Linked DNA regions of Homo sapiens: regions 2, 3 and 4 are each linked to region 1. Evidence: chromatin loops called from intact Hi-C (ENCODE). Cell type or tissue: heart right ventricle. All regions are shown on one strand.

Region 1 (5,000 bases):
TATTATTTTCATTAATTTGTTGATTCTCTGCATGAGACTATAAACATTAGTCCATTGTAGGCATAAATCAGGCTAACATTTCCCAGTGTGGTAGCTGTCCTTGGTATAGAGACACAAAATTATTTTGGGCAGCTAGTGATGATGAATATTTCGATAGAAATTTTTCTTTGGGCCGGGTGTGGTGGCTCACGCCTGTAATCCCAGCACTTTGAGAGGCAGAGGCAGGAAGATCACTTGAGGCTAGGAGTTGGAGACCAGCCTGGTCAACATGGCGAAACCCTGTCTAAAAATACAAAAAAATTAGCCAGGTGTGGTGGCATGTGCCTGTAGTCCCAGCTGCTTGGGAGGGTGAGGCAGGAGACTACCTTGAACCCGGGAGGCAGAGGTTACAGTGAGCCAAGATCAAAATAGCTTGGCCTCCCAAAGTGCTGGGATTACAGGCGTGAGCCACCACGTCTGGCCTAAAATGCCCATCTCTTGATATGACTATATATGTGTGTATTGGCTGGGTTTGTGGCTTTTGGAATAAACTTCTGTTGTTTAAAACAAGTTTAGGGTTGGGCACGGTGGCTCGCACCTGTAATCCTAGCACTTTGGGAGGCCGAGGCAGGAGGATCACTGGAGCCCAGGCGTTCGAGATCAACCTGGGCAACATAGTGAGACCCCATCTCTATTTAAAACTAAAGAAAAAAAAAGGAATAAAAATAAACTGAGTTTATAGTAATTTATTAGAGCTGCCACAGGAAACTAACATTGGGGTAAGGGAATGAGTCCAAGGTTGGGAACTGAAATAGACACCCAGCCCTAACCAGGGGTGAGGGGTTAGTTTTGTGATAAACTGAGCAACTGAGTCTCCAACAACTTCATGTGATCTCCCCATTAACCCCCAGCATCCAGCATTTTCATCCAACAGGCATAGATAGCTGTTTTGTGTTTCTTTGTGTGCTTTTTAAGACGGTCTCGCTCCGTGGCCCAGGCTGGAGTGCAATGGGACCATCACAGCTCACTGCAACCTCAAATTCCTGGGCTCAAGCAATCCTCCCACCTCAGCCTCCTGAGTAGCTGGGACCACAGGCCTGAGCCACCAAGTCAGCTAGTTTTTAAAATTATTTCTTATAGATACTGAGTCTCACTGTGTTGCCCAGGTGAAAATAAATTTAGAAATTTAAACTTTAAATGTAATAATTGCACCAGGTGAGATGGCTCACTCCTGTAATCTCAGCACTTTGGGAGGTGAAGGCTGGCAGATCACTTGAGGTTAAGATTTGGAGAGGTCAGATCACTTGAGGACAGGAGTTGGTCAGCCTGGCCGACATGGTGAAACCCCATCTCTACTAAAAATACAAAAATTAGCTGGGTGTGGTGGTGCGTGCCTGTAATCCCAGCTACTCGGGAGGCTGAGGCAGGAGAATCGCTTGAACCTGGGAGGCAGAGGCCTGCAGTGAGCTGAGATCGCGCCACTGCATTCCAGCCTGGGCAACAGAGCGAGACTATGTCTCTAAATAAATTAATTATATTAATTAATTAATTTAATAACTGCAGAGCGTGGTGGCTCACACTTGTAATTGCAGCATTTTAGGAAGCCGAGGCAGGAGGATCGCTTGAGCCCAGGAGTTTGAGACCAGCCTCGACAACGAAGCAAAACCCTGTCTCTACAGAAATAAAAATAAAAAAAATTAGCCAGGTGTGGTGGTGCCCGCCTGTGGTCCCAGCTACTCGGGAGGCTGAGGTGGGAGTATTGCTTGAGACCAGAAATTTGAGGTTGCGGTGAGCTGCGACGGTGCCATTGCACTCCAGCCTGGGCGACAGAGAGGGACCCCCCCCCAACTAACTAATAAATAAATAAATACAATAATTATTCCTAAGGAAACTTCATCTCATGTCCCTCTACGTGTGCCAACGTAATGAACCCCTGAGCTCATAAACTAGCTTTTGGGAAAGGTTGATCTCCTCTTGTCTCTCGCATTTTACAGATGAGAAAACTAAGACTCAGATGGCAGAGGTGTCTCCGAGGCTCCAAGAAAGATCAAATGATGCTGTGACTACTGCTCCAATTCTCCAGGGCTACATTTATCCTCTTCCAGCCTCCAGCAAATACTTTCACAAGCGCTTTTTCCCAGACCAGAGCAAGACGCGGAGGCTCGGGGAGAGGAGGCGGCCAGGAGAGCGCAGAGGAGACGAGCGAGTTCGGGGACCGTCACGCGCCAGAGGCAGCAGCGGCCACGAGGGGGAGCGCGCGGGCTCCGGAGCCCAAGCACGCCTCAAGCTGTGGGACTCGCGGGCAGTGCGCATGCGCTCGAAGGGAGGTGGAGGCGCAGGTCCGGGCGAAGGGCGATACGGTGGCCGAGAGGGCACGGAGAGGAGGACGGTGGCTGACGAGATCCGGCATGGAGCATCTGGAGCGCTGCGAGTGGTTGTTGCGGGGGACGCTGGTGCGGGCGGCCGTGCGGCGCTACCTGCCCTGGGCCCTGGTGGCCTCCATGCTGGCGGGCTCCCTCCTCAAGGAGTTGTCCCCGTTGCCCGAGAGCTACCTCAGCAACAAGCGCAACGTCCTCAACGTGTGAGTGCACCCCGGTCCTCCGCTGTCCCCGCCCGAGCCGGCCCGCTGTCGCCTCGCCCAGAGAAGCCGGTGCTAGCTGCCGTGGTGGACGAGTCATTGGAGGGGAGGTCCTCCTCCTAGCCGTGACAGCAGCATCTGCACGCGTGTCACGCCTGGGAGGCCCCGGGGTAGCTGGTGTCACTAGCAGTTAGTGTTTGCAGACCCACTTTGGGCAGCATGAGCTTGACTGGGCAGGTGGTGACAAGCGGGGTCGTGTGTGTCTCTGTATATGTAGGGGTGTGGAATGGGGTGGGGATGAACCAGCCCCTGTCACCACTCCCCCGCCTCCCCTTGGAGTTAGGAGCTGACCCCTGCCCTGTTTGGGAGATGCCATCTCACCTCTGTCCTGCCTGCCTGTGGCAGACCCCGCGCAGACCCCACCCTGCGTCAGATCAGATCCCTCCAGCGCGTGACAGAATCCCTTTACGACCTGTGGAAGAGCCTCGCCCCAGCCTGTGACAGGCAGAGCCCCCGCCTGTGAGATACTCACAGAGGGCTGGAACCCCCTAGTCTGTGCCCTTTCCCCTGGATCTCCTTGGATCATCTCAGCCACTCAGAATGCATGGCAGTGGCCCAGAAAAGCAATCCCAGCTGGGCGCTTTGAGACATCTCCTTAACTCCACCCATCCACTCCTTTGCTTGCTTACTTGCTTTTTTCAAAACTCCCGGTTAGTAAGTTTATTGCACAAAAACTCTGTTGCGGTCATAAAGGGAAACTCTGAAAGATAAAACTGCTCCCTTGATGTGAGCCTAAGTGTTTTCCAGAATAAGTGTCTCTGGCGTGTCCTGAAAGTCAGCCCAACTTTGGTTATCTGCTTAAAACCCTGGTTCCTTTCACAGGCAGCTTCCTCAAATGCCTGACGGGTCTTGGCTCTGGCAAGATCTTCCTTATCAGTCCCAGTGAAGATTTTAGTGACAGGCCTGGGGGTGGTGCCTGAGAATCCATTGGAACCTAGAAAAAAGTCCTTCTGTCCTTGGTCCACCTTCCTTCCTCACCCACCCTGAGAGGCTGGGCTAAGAATAGATCATGAGAGTGGTAGTGGCCCCAAGTCTCTGTCCTGGGTTTAGGTCAGCCACCTTTCGTGAACGCTGGGGAGGCGGACAAGGCAGCTGCTGCTTCCTCTGGCCTAGGTGAGCTGGGAGCCAAGTGGCCTGGCTGACAACACACCCCTGTTGTTTGAAGGTAGTCATGGATCCTGGAGTTTTGTTCCAAGCCTCTGTGCTGATTAATGAGAGGGAACTAGTGAATCCTGGGATATAGAAGGGACCTTAAAAATCATTTGGTCCTCTCAGCTCTGTTTGATAGCTGAAGAAACTGAGGCCTGGAAAGGTAGGAGGTATAGTAAGTTAAGTAAGAGTGAAGATTTGAACCCGTAAGAGTGAAGATTTGAACCCCGGTCTTTTGGCTTAAAGTAAGACCTTGTTGCAAGACTGTTTCTGCCGTTAGGAAAGAACCAGGCTGGGCGCAGTGGCTCACACCTGTAATCCAGGCACTTTGGGAGGCCAAGGCAGGTGGATCACTTGAGGTCAGGAGTTCAAGACCAGCCTGGCCAACGTGGTGAAACCCCATCTCTACTAAAAATACAAAAATTAGCCTGGCGTGGTGGTGCGTGCCTGTAATTCCAACTACTGAGGAGGCTGAGGCAAGAGAATCACTTGAACCTGGGAGGCGGAGGTTGCAGTGAGCTGAGATCATGCCACTGCATTCCAGCCTGGATGGCAGAGTGAGACTTTGTCTCAAAATAAATAAATAAATAAAAATAAAAATACAAAAATTAGCCGAGTGTGGTGGTAGGTGCCTGTAATCCCAGCTACTCCGGAGGCTGAGGCAGGAGAATTGCTTGAACCCGGGAGGCGGAGGTTGCAGTGAGCCGAGATCGTGCCACTGCACTCCTGGGTAATAAGAGTGAAAACTCTGTCTCAAAAAAAAAAAAATCATTTGGTCCCCCCAGCTCTGTTTAATAGCTGAAGAAACTGAGGGCTGGAGAGGTAGGAGGTATAATAAGTTAAGTCAGAGTCAAGAGTTGAACCCGTGTCTTTGGCTTAAAGTAAAGCTCATTGTTGTAAGACTGTTTCTGCCATTAGGAAAGAACCAGGCCAGGTGCATGGCTCATATCTATAATCCCAGCACTTTGGGAGGCTGAGGCAGGATAATTGCTTGAGGCCTGGAGTTCAAGACCAGTGGGGGCAACATAGCAAGGCCCCATCTCCACAAAAATAATAATTAAAAAAAATTAGCCAGGCACATTGGTACACACCTGTAATCCCAGCTATTTGTGAGGCTGAGGCAGGAGGATTGCTTGAGCCCAGGAGTTTGAGGCTGCAGTGAGGTGTGATTGTGCCACTGCACGCAAGCCTGGGGGACAGAGTGAGATCCTGTCTCAGAAAAATAAAAATAAAA
Region 2 (5,000 bases), 73 kb before region 1:
CGTATGTGCTCCAACATTTAGAAAGGTTCAAACTCTTAATGGCTAACCAGGGTTTCTTGACCTAAGCACTAATGACATTTGGGCTAGAGAATTCTTTGTCGTGGGGACTGTCCTGTACATTGTCCCTGGCAGCATGTCTGGCCTCTAGCCACTAGATGTCAGCAGCACTTTTCCCTACCCTCAAGGTGTGATAATCAAAACTATCTCCAGACATTTATAAATGTCCCTTGGGGGTTGAAATTATCTCCACTGAGAACCACTGTGCTGGGCTTCTACCCTTACAAGAAATTTTCTCTCAGTCATTCAATGCTTCTCAAATCTTGGTGTCCATAAGAATCATCTGGGGCCATTATTAAAAATTCAGATGGCAGCTGGGCGAGGTGGCTTACACCTGTAATCCCAGCACTTCGGGAGGCTGAGGCAGGTGGACCACTTGAGTTCAGGAGTTCGAGACCAGCCTGCCAAACATGGTGAGACCTCGTCTCTACTAAAAATACAAAATTAGCCGAGCGTGGTAGCACATGCCTGTAATCCCAGCTACTTGGGAGGCTGAGACAGGAAAATCACTTAAACCCATGAGGCAGAGGTTGTGGTGAGCCGGGATCGTGCCATTGCACTCCAGCCTGGTTAACAAGAGCAAAACTCTGTCTCAAAAAAAAAAAAAAAAAAAAAAAAATCAGATGGTGGCTGGGCACGGTGGCTCACGCCTGTAATCCCAGCACTTTGGGAGGTGGGTGGATCACCTGAGTTCAGGAGTTCAAGACCAGCCTGGCCAACATGGTGAAACCCTGTCTCTATTAAAAAAAAAATTAGCCAGGCGTGATGGTGCATGCCTGTAATCCCAGCTACTCGGGAGGCTGAAGCAGGAGAATCGCTTGAACCTGGGAGGTGGAGGTTCCAGTGAGTGAAGATCGTGCCACTGCACTCCAGCCTGGGCGCCAGAGCGAGACCCTGCCTTAAAAAAAACAACAAAAAAAATCAGATGCCTGGGGTCCTACCTCCAGGTGCCAGGACCAACAGTGGGCCTAGTCATCAGATTAAAAAAAAGAAAATATTTAATAAATAGAGGTGGGGCATGGTGGCTCATGCCTGTAATCCCAACACTTTGGGAGGCCAAGGCAGGTGGATCACTGGAGACTAAGAATTCAAGACCAGCCTGGCCAACATGGTGAAACCTTGTCTCTACTAAAAGTACAAAAACTAGCTGGGTGTGGTGGTGCATGCCTGTAATTTCAGCTACTTGGGAGGCTGGGGCAGGAGAATTGCTTGAACCTGGGAGGCGGAGGTTGCAGTGAGAAGAGATCAGGCCACTACACTCCAGCCTGGGCGACAGAGTGAGAGTCCATAAATTAATAAACAAACAAATTAATTAATTAAAAAATAGAGACGGGGGGAGGTGTCTTGCTATGTTGTCCAGGCTTGTCTTGAACCCCAGCCTCAAGCAAATCAGCCTCCCAAAGTGCTGGGATTAAAGGCAGGAGCCATGGAGCACCTGGCCCAAGTGTTTAATGAGCTTCTGGGCACTTCTGATACCAGGTGCCCTCAGACCGCACTTTGAAAACTCCTCAAGGAGGCCTCTCAATCACCTGATCACCAAACCCTGTGTGAGGCTCCCTACCCACCTGGACCCTCTCCTTGAATTCCTCTCCTTTCCAATTATTACCCTTCCCTAGATAGCAAGTGGTGACAGAACCAAACCCTAGCTCAGCCAAAGCCCAAATTGCCTCATCTCCCTTCAGGGAATAGGCAAAAAAAAAAAAAAAAAAAAAAAAAAAAGATCACAGAGTTCAGCTGAAACCACTTAGGAAATATCAGCATCCCCACCTCCCCACCCAAAAGGACTCCTGAGTGGCAGCCTGAGAGGTGTGTCTGCTCATCAGAATAATGTTGTCAGACTGTGTTCTTTCTGGGGGATCATCACACTCCCTTTTCTGGGAACAAATGTTGGCCACTTGGTGGGATGGGCCATCATGATCTACGTCAGACAAATTCAGTGAGTCATGACTCAGCCTATCTCTCTAGACCCATCTTTTATGCCCCCTTACTTATAGTCTCTCTGAGGGCTGTTCTCAACTATTCTATTTCTCTCCTTTCCGGCACATGATGGGGATTACATTTTCTTGCTTCCTTTGAAATGAGATGTGACCATGTTACTTGTTTCAGGTAACGAGATGTGAGCAGAAACAACCTGTGTCACACCTGGGCAGAAGCTTTAAAGGCCAGTGCTGCCCTTGTTGGGGAAGCAAGTATAGATATGAATCGTTCCACAACGCGGAGCGCCCCCTGCCGACCCATGCTGGGCGTGTACTATAGGTGAGCAATTAACTTTGCTGTTCAAACCATTGAGACTTAGGGGTTTTTTTGTGGTTGCAAGCTAACTTCACTTCACTTGACTGAACACAGTCTTTCCAAAGTTTCACTAATTTTTTAATGACCATTATGATTTTTTCATATCTGTAACATTTTTCTTACATCAACTCACTTCTTTTTACTTCAATTTATTTTAGAAAGAAATATTATTACTACCAAATGAAACAGTATCATAAGTAGAAAGCAATGAGAAAATAAACAGAATGAAAGAAATCCTGATATCAAATCCTGACTTAATACTATTTGCCTTTCAAAGCCTCTGGACCTTTGGTCTTTATTTAAAAAAAAAAAAAAAAAAAAAAAAAAGGAGCCAGGGGCCAGGCGTGATGGCTCACACCTGTAATCCCAGGAATTTGGGAGGCCGAGGTGGGAAGATCACCTGAGGTCAGGAGTTCGAGACCAGCCTGACCAATATGAGGAAACCCCATCTCTACTAAAAATACAAAAATTAGCCGGGTGTGGTGGCATGTGCCTGTAATCCCAGCTACTCAGGAGGCTGAGACAGGAGAATTGCTTGAACCTGGGAGGCGGAGGTTGCAGTGAGCCGAGATCGCTCCATTGCACTCCAGCCTGGGCAACAAGAGTGAAACTCCGTCTTAAAAAAAAAATGGGAGCCAGGTGCGGTGGCTCATGCCTGTAATCCCAGCAGTTTGGGGGGCTGAGGTGGGCAGATCACTTGAGGTCAGGAGTTCAAGACCACCCTAGCCAACATGGTGATATCCTGTCTCTACTTAAAATGCAAAAATTAGCTGGGCATGATGGCATGTGCCTGTAATATCCCAGCCTCTTGGGAGGCTGAGGCAGGAGAATCACTTGAACCCAGGAGGCGGAGGTTGCAGTGAGCTGAGATTGTACCACTGCACTCCAGCCTGGGGGAGAGAGTTGAGACTCCGTATTTAAAAAAAAAAAAAAAAAAGAGGTCCCCAAGAGTACTTCTCAATCTTTTGGATCCCCAAAGCTGTCTAAGATTGTCAGAATATTTGAAGGCAGCACAGTATTGAGGCTGAGTGTACCAATTCTGGAACTTGACATCCTGGGCTTAAATTCTGGTTCAGTCATGGACTAGCTGTGTGACCCTGGACAAGTTACTGAACTGCTCTGTGACTGTTTTCTTATTTGCAAAATAGTGACCATAATGATGTGTATGGCATTAGGTCGTGGTGGGGATTATTTGTGTTAATGTATAAAAAGGGCTTAGAAGTGTGCCTGGCACTTAGTGAGTGCTATGGAGGCATTACCTATAAAATGATGGCAGGATCCAGATCCAAATAGATTTGGTGAATTATTGTTTGTTTTTTTTGAGACAGGGTCTCTGTCACTCAGGCTGGAGTGCAGTGGCGCCATCACAGCTCACTGCAGCCTCCAAGTCTCCAGGCTCAGATGATCCTCCTACCTCAGCCTCCAGAGTAGCTGGGACTACATGTGTGGACCACCACCCCTGGCTAATTTTTCTATATTTTGTAGATATGGGATTTCACCATGTTGCCCAGGCTGGTCTGGAACTCTTGGGTTCAAGCAATCTGCCCCTTCTTAGTCTTCAAAGTGTTGGGATTACAGACGTGAGTCACCCCACCCAGCCTGGAGAAATGTTTGAACTCCATGGAGATAAGTAAAAAATCCTCTGCATTGGTTAAAAATAAATCACCTGGATGATTTATTTATTTAGTGTAGATGGGAAAAGCTACCTTAGCAGAAAGTGACATAGCAAAATTCTAGAGGTTTTACTTGGTGGCAGCTGCCCAAACCTCTAACCCAGTCGTATGTATCATTAGAGAGAATGTAGTTCCCAGGTCAGAGGAGCTAAGAGGTCCTTGGCATTCTACTCCTAAGGAGCATATATGGACAATTGTGTTTAGTTTTCATTTTAATATGAATACTTAAAATTTTCCTAGGATGGCAGAGGATGAGAAAGCTATGCCCCTTAGGCCGAGTGCAGCGGCATGGCTCATGCCTGTAATCCTGGCGCTTTGGGAGGCCAAGGCGGGCGGATCACGAGGTCAAGAGATCGAGATCATGTTGGCCAACATGGTGAAACTCCATCTCTACTAAAAATACAAAAATTAGCCTTGCGTAGTGGTACGCACCTGTAGTCCCAGCTACTTGGGAGGCTGAGGCAGGAGAATTGCTTGAACCTGGGAGGCGGAGGGTGCAGTGAGCCGAGATCTCGCCACCGCACTCTAGCCCGGCAGCAGAGCGAGAGTTCGTCTCAAAAAAAAAAAAGAAAGAAAGAAAGAAAGAAAGCTATGCCCCTTGAAGAATAATCAAAGATCCAAAAGAGTTTTGGGCTGGGTATTGGAGAAGAGGAGAGAAAGGTGGTGTAGCAGAGTGGTCAGGGCCATTGCCTTTGAAATATCAGTGGTGCCATTTACATAGCTGTTGGACCTTGCTAAAATCATAAGCTCTTCAAGCCTTATTTGCTTCATCTATAAAATAGGAATCAATGATAGGACCTTTTCATAGATTGCTTTGTGGAGTAAATGTGTTAAACCTTATAAACCTGGCAGGTAGCTGCCCAGCATATAGTTGCGTTATTTACTCAATTCAAAGTACTTTCCTGCCGGGTGCGGTGGCTCAGGCCTGTAATCCCAGCACTTTGGGAGGCTGAGGTGGGTGGATCACTTGAGGTCAGG
Region 3 (5,000 bases), 290 kb before region 1:
ATTTAACTTGTCCCCCAATTTATCTTGTATTTATCAGGACTGCATTAAATATATATAGTAATATCTGGTACCTGAATGTAGATAGAAATCACATTTTTATGATATTGAGTCTTCTTTCTTTCACAATTCCTCTCCCACAAGGTCAGGCACTCAGACTTCCCTTTTGCTCCTCTGTGTACTCCAAAGGGCTGGCCCAGCTGCCTGGCATATGCTGGTGCTTGACTCTTACTTACGGAATGAATGATGAATTATTGCATGAGTTCTACTTCTGATATGCAAGGTAAGTGCCTTCCACACATTCTCTCATGTAACCCTAAACACAACGAGTAGGCACGATTCTAATCCTCATTTTAGAAATGAGGAAACTAAGGCTCAGGCAGTAAAGCAACTGCCTTCAACTTCTCAGAATGCTCTTTTACATTCTCCTAGTCCAACACCTTGACTACTTGTATATCTCCTTAATTCCATCCTTTACTCTCTTCTAATGTTTCTCTAATTGTTCTACACGTCTCGTTCTCTCTCATGACATCATCTTCCATTCATTTCAATGTCGATCCCCTCATTGCTGAGCTGCAGACATCTAGATGAATCCTCCCGGAGGATATCAACAAAATTATGCTCTCCCTCCTCCAGGACTCTCTCTCATTCATTCCCTTAGTCAGGAGCCACCTCCACAATCAATTATGCAAGTCAAAAACCTATTACCCGTAACTCATGCCTGACTTCTTCCTCTCTTTAAGAAGGCATCCTGCACCTTAAAGCTCAATTACCCAGGTTCAATTATTTTCTCTCTTCAGGTCCATCTTCCCATTTTCTCCATGCAGTAATCATGGCCTCAGTTACGCTTCATCATCTCTATCCAGTCTACTACAACCTTCCCCAACTGGCTTTTCTGCCCCCAGTCTTCTCACTTATTCCTCACCACCCCCACCCCCAATTCATCCTCAAGCCCTCTGTCCTCTACTTCAAGAGGGACATTCCCCAACATCAGTTGGCTCATCCTCATGCTCAGTTCAGAAACCTTCAATGATTAAAAAGAATCAGGCCAATCCATTTATGTATATTGACACGGAAGGATGTTCTCAATATATGATTACTAATATGCCCTAACACATGGGTCTACAGTCTTTTCTCTCCTGAGTTCTAAACCTTTACTTCCAACAGCCCATGACCTATCTCCAGCAGGGAGACAGCTTTGATTCATTCAGGACCATCACAGGGCAAATACCTGTTCAATTAATGAAAAGTTGTTGTAGAATCTAACCGAAAGACATCCCAGAGCTCATCTAGACAAGCCTCTCATCAACAGCTGCGGAAACGGAGGCTCAGAAAGGGCAAGGCACTTGCCCAGGGTTCTTGATCTAGCGGTCCTAACTCCCGGTCCAGAGCTCTTTTCCCCACATCACACTGCCCCCTTGGGAGTCCCTGATGACATTACAAATCTCTGAGGGGAATGGGTGGCAGGGTAGAAGGCATCTAGGGTGCTCGTCCAGCCCAGCTTTGTTGTTTACCAGCTGTGGGCCGTGCACAACTCCCCTCACCTCAGCAAAGCGGGGCTAACAGTCACACCCTGCAGTTCAGGGGGCTGTTATGAAGATTCAATAAGATGGTGATGCAAAAAGTGTAGTAAGTGATGGGGAATGTAAGTGGAATGCAATTAATAAATGATTAGGATGGTTCATTTGGGGGCTGAGTTAGTAAAACCTGCCTTTGGACATTTCATTCAGCTCCTTTGTTTTTACTCTGTTTAACGGTGCTACAGAAGATTAAAACTTCCTTCTTTGGTGCTTTATGGTGTTGTGTGGTAAGAATATAAATTCCCCAGAAGTGGTGACCCTGGCTGGTGTGTTTACTGTTACGTCCAGAAGGCCCTGCACATACTTGAAGCTCAATGAATAGCTGATGAACAAGTGAATAATAGAAGATGTTCTAGATTACAGGGAAAGAAGAGCAAAGAATGTGCGGCCCTGCATCATAACAGTGGCTGAAGATCTGGTTCAATACCCGCGCAATAGGGTGACCCTTGATGAGTCCCCTTCTCTCTCAGCTTCCTTTCCCACCATCTAAATAATGAAGTTTGAAATATGATCTCCAAGTCTTCCAGTCTTTTTTTTTTTTTTTTGAGATGGAGTCTTACTCTGTCGCCCAGGTTGGAGTGCAGTGGCATGATCTCTGCTCACTGCAACCTCCACCTCCCCGGTTCAAGTGCTTTTCCTGCCTCAGCCTCCCAAGTAGCTGGGATTACAGGCATGAACCAACATACCCGGCTAATTTTTTTTTTTTTGTATTTTTAATAGAGATGGGGTTTCACCATGTTGGCCAGGTTAATCTTGAACTCCTGACCTCAAGTGATCCACCTGCCTCGGCCTCCCAAAGTGCTGGGATTACAGGCATGAGCCACCGCACCTGGCCTCCAAGTCTTCCAGTCTTGATATTTCATTTATTCATTCAATGTACTGAGCAACTTCTACATGCCAGGCACTGTGCCGGGCATAGGGTATATACTGGAAACTAAAAAAGATATTTACAATGTGTAAAGAGAAAAAGGCACTGCACAAGTAAATGAATCTTATCACAGATTATGGTATGTGCTATGGGAGAAGAGGAGAGGGTTCTCTGCATGTGGATCATGCAGTTAATGGCTGTATGATCAGGAAAGGCCTCTCTGAGGAGGTGGTTTTTGCTGAAATCTACAGAAAAGTTGGATAGAGAGGGACCCAGAGAGCCAACAGGCAATTTGAGTCTAAAAACAATCTAGAATCTTCTAGCTCAGCCTGAGCCCTACAGGGTGCTAAAGAATGAAGCTCTTTCTTTTCCTCATCCTCAGGAGGTTTTGGTATCTTGTGGGATCTGGATGATTGCCAGACATGTGATTGACCTTGAATGCCCAGGACAAAGGGTGAAGCCCTTATACTCTGTCCCCAGGCCTTTTGGGGCCCTGGGGTCAGAGGTTACAGTGCCTGCAGGTGCCTGCTCTGGGCATTTCCCCACAGGAAGCCACTTCTCCCGTGGGTTTCTAATACTCCCCCCAGCTTTGTAAACTGAAGAGGCCCCAGGCTCTGCCAAGAGCTACATGGTCTGTTCCAAGTCTGCAGCTATTAGTCCTCATTGCTCAGGCAGATTCCATTACAAGCTCCAAATTGTTTTCCAAATATACTAGAAAGGTCATTTCCTGTTTTTTTTTCTTTTTCAAAAATTCAGTATTTGCAGAAACCATACAAAAAGCAAACAGACTTTTGCAGAAGACATGAAGCACAGAAGTGGGACCTGGTCTTATGGGAGAAGTTTTATCAGGGGTGGGCAAAATGCTCTCTAAGGCTTCTCTGAGGGACGAAAGGGCCGTGGAAACAGAAATGCCAGGGCCTACTGAACAGGCATTCATCAAATTTCAAGGGTAGCGGCTTCTCTCTGTGATAGAAAGCCAGAAAAGAGAGGCACTGAGGCCAACAGAAAACTCAGAGCCCCAAAATGAGAATATTCCAAGAACCTGGGAAAAGGGAGGGCTGCCGGTTCTATCCATGTGTGGCCTGCCTGGGGCTGGCTGCAAAGCCCTACCCAGCGCCTTGGGGCACATCCAGCACAAGGTCACCAGAGAGGAGCCTGTCGCCTGCCTGGGCAGTGCCTGTTGCCATTCAAAGAGTGGCCCTGGGTGAGGCTTTGTTTGGAGGCAGAGAGGCCGGGCCTTGGCCTCTGCACCTGCCAGGCCTAGACCCAAGCAGGCCTGGATGCAGGCAGTGATAGGAAGGGAAGGTCAGGGTGCTCAAGTCAGACAAGGTCCTGAGTGACTTCTACGGTGCCTATCCCCAGGGACACCTTTCTGTCCTCCTCTTCCAACTCATTTCTTCCCGGACCATTCTCTTCATGGGACTTCCAGACACCACACCCTTTGGGCCTCCCTCCAACCAGTCTGCACAGGCACCTGCTACTGCCGGGACCTTTGTGTTAGGACGCCAGTCTCTTCTGTTTGCTCCCGAGGGGCTCTTATCCTTTCCCGAAATAATCTATGTTGGTGACCTTCAAAGAGCTGCAACCCTCTCTTAAGAGTTCTAGATTTCTGACTCAGCCTATTGAGCGTGTCATTTGGCTATCCCACAGCACTGCAAGCTTCAGACGTCAAGTCACCAGCCTGCTCGCCACGGCCTTCCCAACTGAGCAAGGGCACCACCATCTGCCCAGCTGGAAACCCAGGACCATCCCTGACCTCGCTTCTTCTTCACCACCCATGGACAATTCTTTACCCAGTCCTGTCATTTCTTCTTCTTTTTTTTTTTAATGTTTTTGTAGAGACAGGGTCTTACGATGCTGCCCAGCCTAGTCTTAAATTCCTGGCCTCAAGCAATCCTCCCACCTTGGCCTCCCAAAGAGCTGGGATTACAGGCATGAGCAACAGTGCCCAGCCTGGTCCTTTTGTTTCTACCTGCAAAACAGAGCTTGAATCTGCTGACCTCTCTCCTCCACATGCACCACCCAGGCTCCGGAATGTCTCACCAGGACTCTGAGCAGAGACCCTGACCAGAGTCCTGTGTCTCTCTCACCCCTAGCCCAGGGTCTATTTTTTATATGGCAGGCAGGGTAACGTTCTCAAAATGGAAATTGGATCACTGGAATTTCCCTGCTTCGTTCAACTTCTGATGCTTTTCTATTTCACATCTAGTGAAATCCACTCTCCTGATGCCAGTCCCTGAAGCCCTGCATTGACCTGGCCCTGCCTGCCTCTGCAGATGAGCCTTTGTCTCATTTCTACTCTCTTCTTGGTCCATTTTGCTCTGGTCACACTGGGCCTCTCTTTAAATCCTCAAACCTCATTTAATTCCTGACCTCAAAGCCTTTACTAGACTATTTCCTCTGTGTACAACATTCTCTGTAACCCTGCTCCCTATAGAGCCTCCTAAGTGGATAAATGGATTCCTGGCCTTGGTTTTTCAAATGTTCTTGCTCTAGGACCTGACATGGGGCTCCTGTAGGGCACAAAGCCTCCTGAGTTCCTCTGCCCCCAACTA
Region 4 (5,000 bases), 190 kb after region 1:
ATTAAAATCTGGCAACGGATCTGGATAGACATTTATCCTAAGAAGATATACAAGCAGCCGTGAAGCACATAGATGCTCAACATCCATTAGCCATCAGGGAAATGCAAATCAAAACCACAATGACATGGCACTTCCCAAACCTCTAGTATGGCAACAATCAAAACGAAGGATGGGCCGGGCGCGGTGGCTCACGCCTGTAATCCCAGCACTTTGGGAGGCTGAGGCGGGTGGATCACGAGGTCAGGAGATGAGACCATCCTGGCTAACATGATGAAACCCCGTCTCTACTAAAAAATACAAAAAAAAATCAGCCAGGCATGGTGTCGGGTGCCTGTAATCCCAGGTACTCGGGAGGCTGAGGCAGGAGAATCACTTGTACCCGGGAGGCAGAGGTTGCAGTGAGCTGAGATTGCGCCACTGCACTCCAGCCTGGGCGACAGAGCGAGACTCCGTTTCCAAAAAAAAAAAAAAAGAAGGATGATATCAAGTATTAGGGAGGATGTGGAGAAACTGGAACTCTCGTGTATTACCAATGGAACATAATATGATAATATGGTACAGCCATCTCAAGACCAGTTTGGCAGATCCTCAAAAAGTTAAACATAGAGTTACCACAGGACCCAGCAATTCTGCTCCTAGGTATATACTCAAGAGGAATAAAAACATGTCCACCCAAAAACCTGTACACAGATGTCCATAGCAGCATTATTCATAGTAACCAAAAAGTGGAAAGCACCCTAATGTCCATCAACTATTGAACAGGTAAACAAAATATGGTTTATCCACACAATGGAATATTAGTTAGCAATAAAAAGGAATGAAGTACTGATGCATGCTACAATGTGGGTGAACCCTGAAATGATGTTTAGATGACACATCCATATGTTGGCAAATGATAGAATTTTGGAAGTGAATGCTGGTCAGCATTGTTATAATAGTAACAGAAACAATAATGATAGCTAATATTTGTTACGTGCTCAGTTCATGCTAAGCACATTTGTGCTATCTCATTTCAGACTCCCAGTAATTTTGTGAGATTATCCCCCATTTCAGAGTTGAAGAAACTGAGGCCAGAGAGCAAAGGTCAGATATCTAGATGATGGTGCTACAAATTGGGCTTGAGTTTGTGCCCTTAACCTGTCTTGTGAGGGGCTTCCCAGGAGGGCACTGCCTGCCTCATTGACCACTGTCCATGTCTCTAGCACCCAGTTCTGGGCTCCACATAGCAGGGGCTCAGCACACATTTGCCGAATGAGAATGAATGGAGTCCTGGGTGGGGAGAGGAAGGTCCCATGGGTCAGGGCTCCCTGACTGCACCTGCATCCTTGGGGGCGGAGGGGGCTTTCTCCTAGGGAGTTCTCTGGGCCAGTGACTGGACACCCAGCTGTGGTCCTTCCTCTAGATTAGCCTGACCATGGTTGTTCTGGGGTAGATGGTCATGACCAGCCAGAGCTGGGGATGAGGGGCTATTTTGGGAGAGGGTAGGGCAGTGACATCGGAAGCATCCCCACCTCAGGAAGACGCTGGGCAGCATTTTCCCTGTAATCACCTGAGCATCCTCCAGAGAGGCTGGCAGTGGCCTGAGCCAGGGACCCTGATTATCTGCCCCCATCATCCAAACCTACCATGGGATTCCTGGGCTGAAGGATTTTTAAAATTATTATTATACTAAAGTGAACAATTCAGTGGCATTTAGGACATTCAGGATTTCTGTTTCAGTCCCCTTCAAAACACTGTGCCCCCTCCCCCCCTTCTTCCTTCCTTCCTCCCTTCCTTCCTTCCTTCCTTCCTCCCTCCCTCCCTCCCTCCCTCCCTCCCTCTCTCTTTTTCTTCTGATATAGGGTCTTGCTTTGTCACTCAGGCTGAAGTGCAGTGGCATAATCATAGCTCACTGCAGCCTTGACCTCCTGGGCTCAAGCAATCCTCCCACCTCAGCCTTCCAAGTAGCGGGGTCCATTAGCCACCATGCCTGGCTAATGTTTTTATTTTTATTTTTTGTAGAGACGGGGTCTCACTGTGTTGCCCAGGCTAAAACTGCACTTCTCATTTTATGTAACAAGCCCTTAGGTAGCACTTCCTGTGTTCTGAGCCACGTGACTGTAACTAATTTACTCCTCACATCATTCCTTGGAGACGCGTGCCCTTATTATTCCCATTTTACAGATGAGGAGACTGGGCTTAAGGTGATGAGGAGCAGAGCCAGGGTCTGCACCCGGGCAATCTGGCCAGAGTTACCGCCTCTTTGCCACTCCACCATGTGGTTTATAGACTTTGCTCTGAGCCCCTGCTCATCCATGGACTTCCAGAAATGTTGCCTGATTGACCTGGCAGGGCTGCATTGGGCTGCGAGCTCCCCAGGCGGCTGCTGGGTCCTATTCATTTCCATCCTTGGCCCCAGCACATGACGGACCTGGCTCAGAAGTGGTACCAGGAAGGCAGCAGCTTGGTGTCATGGGTAAGAGCTTGGGCAGGTTCACTTTCTAGTGTGTGACCTTGAGAACGTGCCTCCAGCTCTCTGAGGCCATATGTGTTTACACAGGAGGCCATGGCGTAAGGCTGGTCACACAGTGCTCAACAAATAACCAAGATTAATATTATTCATAATAATAGTAGAGGAGACATTCATTGAGTGAATACATTAGTACAGGGGTCGGCAGACTTTTGTAAAGGACTAGATGGTAAATATTGTGGTGTTTGTAGGTCATATGGTCTCTATGACAACTACTCTAGACAATATGAATGAGCATAGTTGTGTTTCAACAAAATTTTGTTTACAGGGACACAGATATCTGGATTTCATATAATTTTCATGTGTCACAAAATGTTACTTTTTTTTTTTTTTTTTTGAGCCAGAGTCTCACTCTGTCACCCAGGCTGGAGTTGGAGTACAGTGGTGCAATCTTGGCTCACTGCAACCTCTGCCTCCCAGATTCAAGTGATTCTCTGCCTCAGCCTTCTAAGTAGCTGGGACTACAGGTGCGCACCACCGTGCCCAGCTGATTTTTGTATTTTTTGGTAGAGACAGGGTTTCGGCATGTTGGCCAGGCTGGTCTTGATCTCCTAGTCTCAAGTGATCCACCCGCCTCAGCATCCCATAGTGCTGGGATTACATGCGTGAGCCACCATGCCTGGCCTTACTTTTTTTTTTTTCTAACCATTCAAATATATAAAAACCATTCATGGGTGGTACAAAAGCTGGCAGCAGGCTGGGTTTAGCCTACCACTGTCATCTGCTGACCCGTGCCCTGGAATGTAACCTCTGCAAGGGATTTTTGTTTCCTTTCTTTCTTTTTTACTTTTTTTTTTAAGATAGAGTTGGGATCTTGCTGTGTTGCCCAGGCTGGTCTCAAACTCCTGGCCTCAAGTGATCCTCCTGCCTCAGCCTTCCAAAGTGCTGGGATTACAGGTGTGAGCCACTGTGCCTGACCATACAAGGGATTTTTGGATGTTCAGTTTGCCTCTATGTCTTCAGTGCCCAGAAAAGTGCCTAGCACATAGTAGGCACTCCATAAAGTTGTATTAAATGAATGAACCAATACATACAGGTGGGTCTTAAACTGACTCTTTAAGGCCAGGATCGCGGCAGGAGGGGAGAGAGCCTTCCAGGTCGGGGAACAGCCTAAGCAAAGGCCTAGAGTCAGGGCAAGTCCGGTGAGGGTCCCCCTTTGGCCCCATAAAGCCACCAATGCCTAGTGGAGACAACTGGGAAACAACCAAGCAGTTATGGGCCTGGGAGGAGAGATGGGGAAAGGAGGCCAGGGTGGGGGCAGGTGCTTTTAGAAGTTGCTCTATTGGGTGAGAGCCCTGCTCCTATCCCAGAAACACCAGCCTTATTTTTAACCCTGCTGACGAAAGTTAATCCGAACGAAATCAAGAAGAGTCTCCCTGTTCCTCCCCCGGCCCCAGTGACTGCTCCCTTCCCCCAAGCAGGGTCAGAGCCATCCTCCAGACCCTCACCCAGAGGCATGGATCCAGAGATGGTGAGTGGTCAGCAGAGCAGGAATGCTTCCTGCATTTCCCCAGCAGGGCCTTGATTCAGGGAGGGACCCTGGTGCTAAAAGGAAAACATCCAAGGCTCCTAGGGGGTTGAGCAGTCTGGGAACAACTTCAAGATGGAGCTGGCTTTTCTCTCCGCCGAACACGTGCTTCTCAAACTTAAGTCAGAATCTGGAATATAAAACACAGATTCCTAGGCTCGTTCCCTTCAAATTCCGATGAGTCGGTCTGGGCAGAGCCCGAGAATTTGTATATCTGAGCTTCCGGGTGATGAAGATACTGGGTGGGGGTCACGGACTGCATTAGGAGAGGCACTGGCCTAGAAGCAATAGCCTCCCAGCCACAGTCATTCCGCCTGCCCTTCACCCCGTGAGCTGCTGGTATACCCCATCCAGACTGCCTTGGGCAAGGGTCTGGAGAGCCTCGAAGGCCATACTAAGTAGCTAGGGTTTTATTTTGAGCACAGTAGGAAGCCTTGCAAAGATTTGAAGCAAGGGGTGAGGCCACGGGTGTGTGGTTAAGCAAGCTCGCTGAGCCGCTGTGTGTAGGAGCAGCTGTAGGAGTGAGCCTGCAGGCAGGGGAGACCCATGGGAAGGGGTGCAGGAGGAGTGGCAGAGGGTTCTAAGAGTTATAAAGGGAGCCGGAGAGACCAGTGTTGGTGATTGATGGGCTGTGGATGTGGAAGGAGGTGGGGAGGGAGGGTGCTGAAGAACACCGGGATTCCTGGCCTGAAGGCTGGGATCAGAGATTGGGAGCATGGGACAGGGGAGAAGGGCTGATAGGATGCAGCGGGCCGGGTGGTTGGAGATGGACAGGGAGTATGCTTGCTTCCAGCACAGCAGCCCTCATTGCCCTGGGCTGTGTGGCCGCCCCTGTTCTGGCTGTGCACAGTGGGTCCCCCAGAATCTTCCAGGGCTGTGGGGAGAGGCTGCCTTTCCTGCCTGAGGAGTCCTCAACCCAGCTTCCAAAGGCACCAGAAAGTGGGCATCTTTCTGCTCACATGA

The links. Peaks named below come from ENCODE experiments on the same cell type or tissue, not always from the same donor. Only the 100,000 strongest peaks of a DNase experiment are listed, where the experiment ranks them.
Region 2: it touches region 1 in a loop (4-fold over the local background); 26 of 110 quality-filtered maps call a loop at or near these places.
Region 3: it touches region 1 in a loop (6-fold over the local background); 15 of 110 quality-filtered maps call a loop at or near these places.
Region 4: it touches region 1 in a loop (2.6-fold over the local background); 39 of 110 quality-filtered maps call a loop at or near these places.

The regions. Positions count from the first base shown.
Region 1 is chr20:44,308,536-44,313,535 of GRCh38, reverse strand. It overlaps FITM2 (fat storage inducing transmembrane protein 2), which reads left to right and starts at 2,334. Exons shown (of 2, transcript NM_001080472.4): 1 at 2,334-2,560. The coding sequence starts at 2,388. RefSeq lists enhancers at 2,282-2,431, 2,028-2,757, 2,722-2,811, 2,758-3,487. In heart right ventricle, CTCF peaks have their summits at 2,024 and 2,229 (motif pointing right); DNase peaks (open chromatin) are centred at 2,285 and 3,626; H3K4me3 peaks cover 3,223 bases; H3K27ac peaks cover 3,109 bases.
Region 2 is chr20:44,381,836-44,386,835 of GRCh38, reverse strand. All of the region lies in intron 1 of HNF4A (hepatocyte nuclear factor 4 alpha), which reads right to left. HNF4A-AS1 (HNF4A antisense RNA 1) reads left to right here. Exons shown (of 3, transcript NR_172878.1): 2 at 2,164-2,313. Among named protein-coding and RNA genes, the nearest start is that of HNF4A-AS1, 11 kb to the left of the region's middle. In heart right ventricle, CTCF peaks have their summits at 144 (motif pointing right), 2,071 and 2,282 (motif pointing left); a DNase peak (open chromatin) is centred at 2,275; H3K27me3 peaks cover 259 bases.
Region 3 is chr20:44,599,963-44,604,962 of GRCh38, reverse strand. The region is part of intron 2 of PKIG (cAMP-dependent protein kinase inhibitor gamma); the gene reads right to left. Among named protein-coding and RNA genes, the nearest start is that of PKIG, 20 kb to the right of the region's middle. RefSeq lists an enhancer at 3,624-4,125. In heart right ventricle, no CTCF peak of the experiment used is centred here; DNase peaks (open chromatin) are centred at 2,982 and 3,855; H3K4me3 peaks cover 2,310 bases; H3K27ac peaks cover 5,000 bases.
Region 4 is chr20:44,122,960-44,127,959 of GRCh38, reverse strand. All of the region lies in intron 2 of JPH2 (junctophilin 2), which reads left to right. Among named protein-coding and RNA genes, the nearest start is that of JPH2, 62 kb to the left of the region's middle. In heart right ventricle, no CTCF peak of the experiment used is centred here; no DNase peak of the experiment used is centred here; H3K27ac peaks cover 3,352 bases.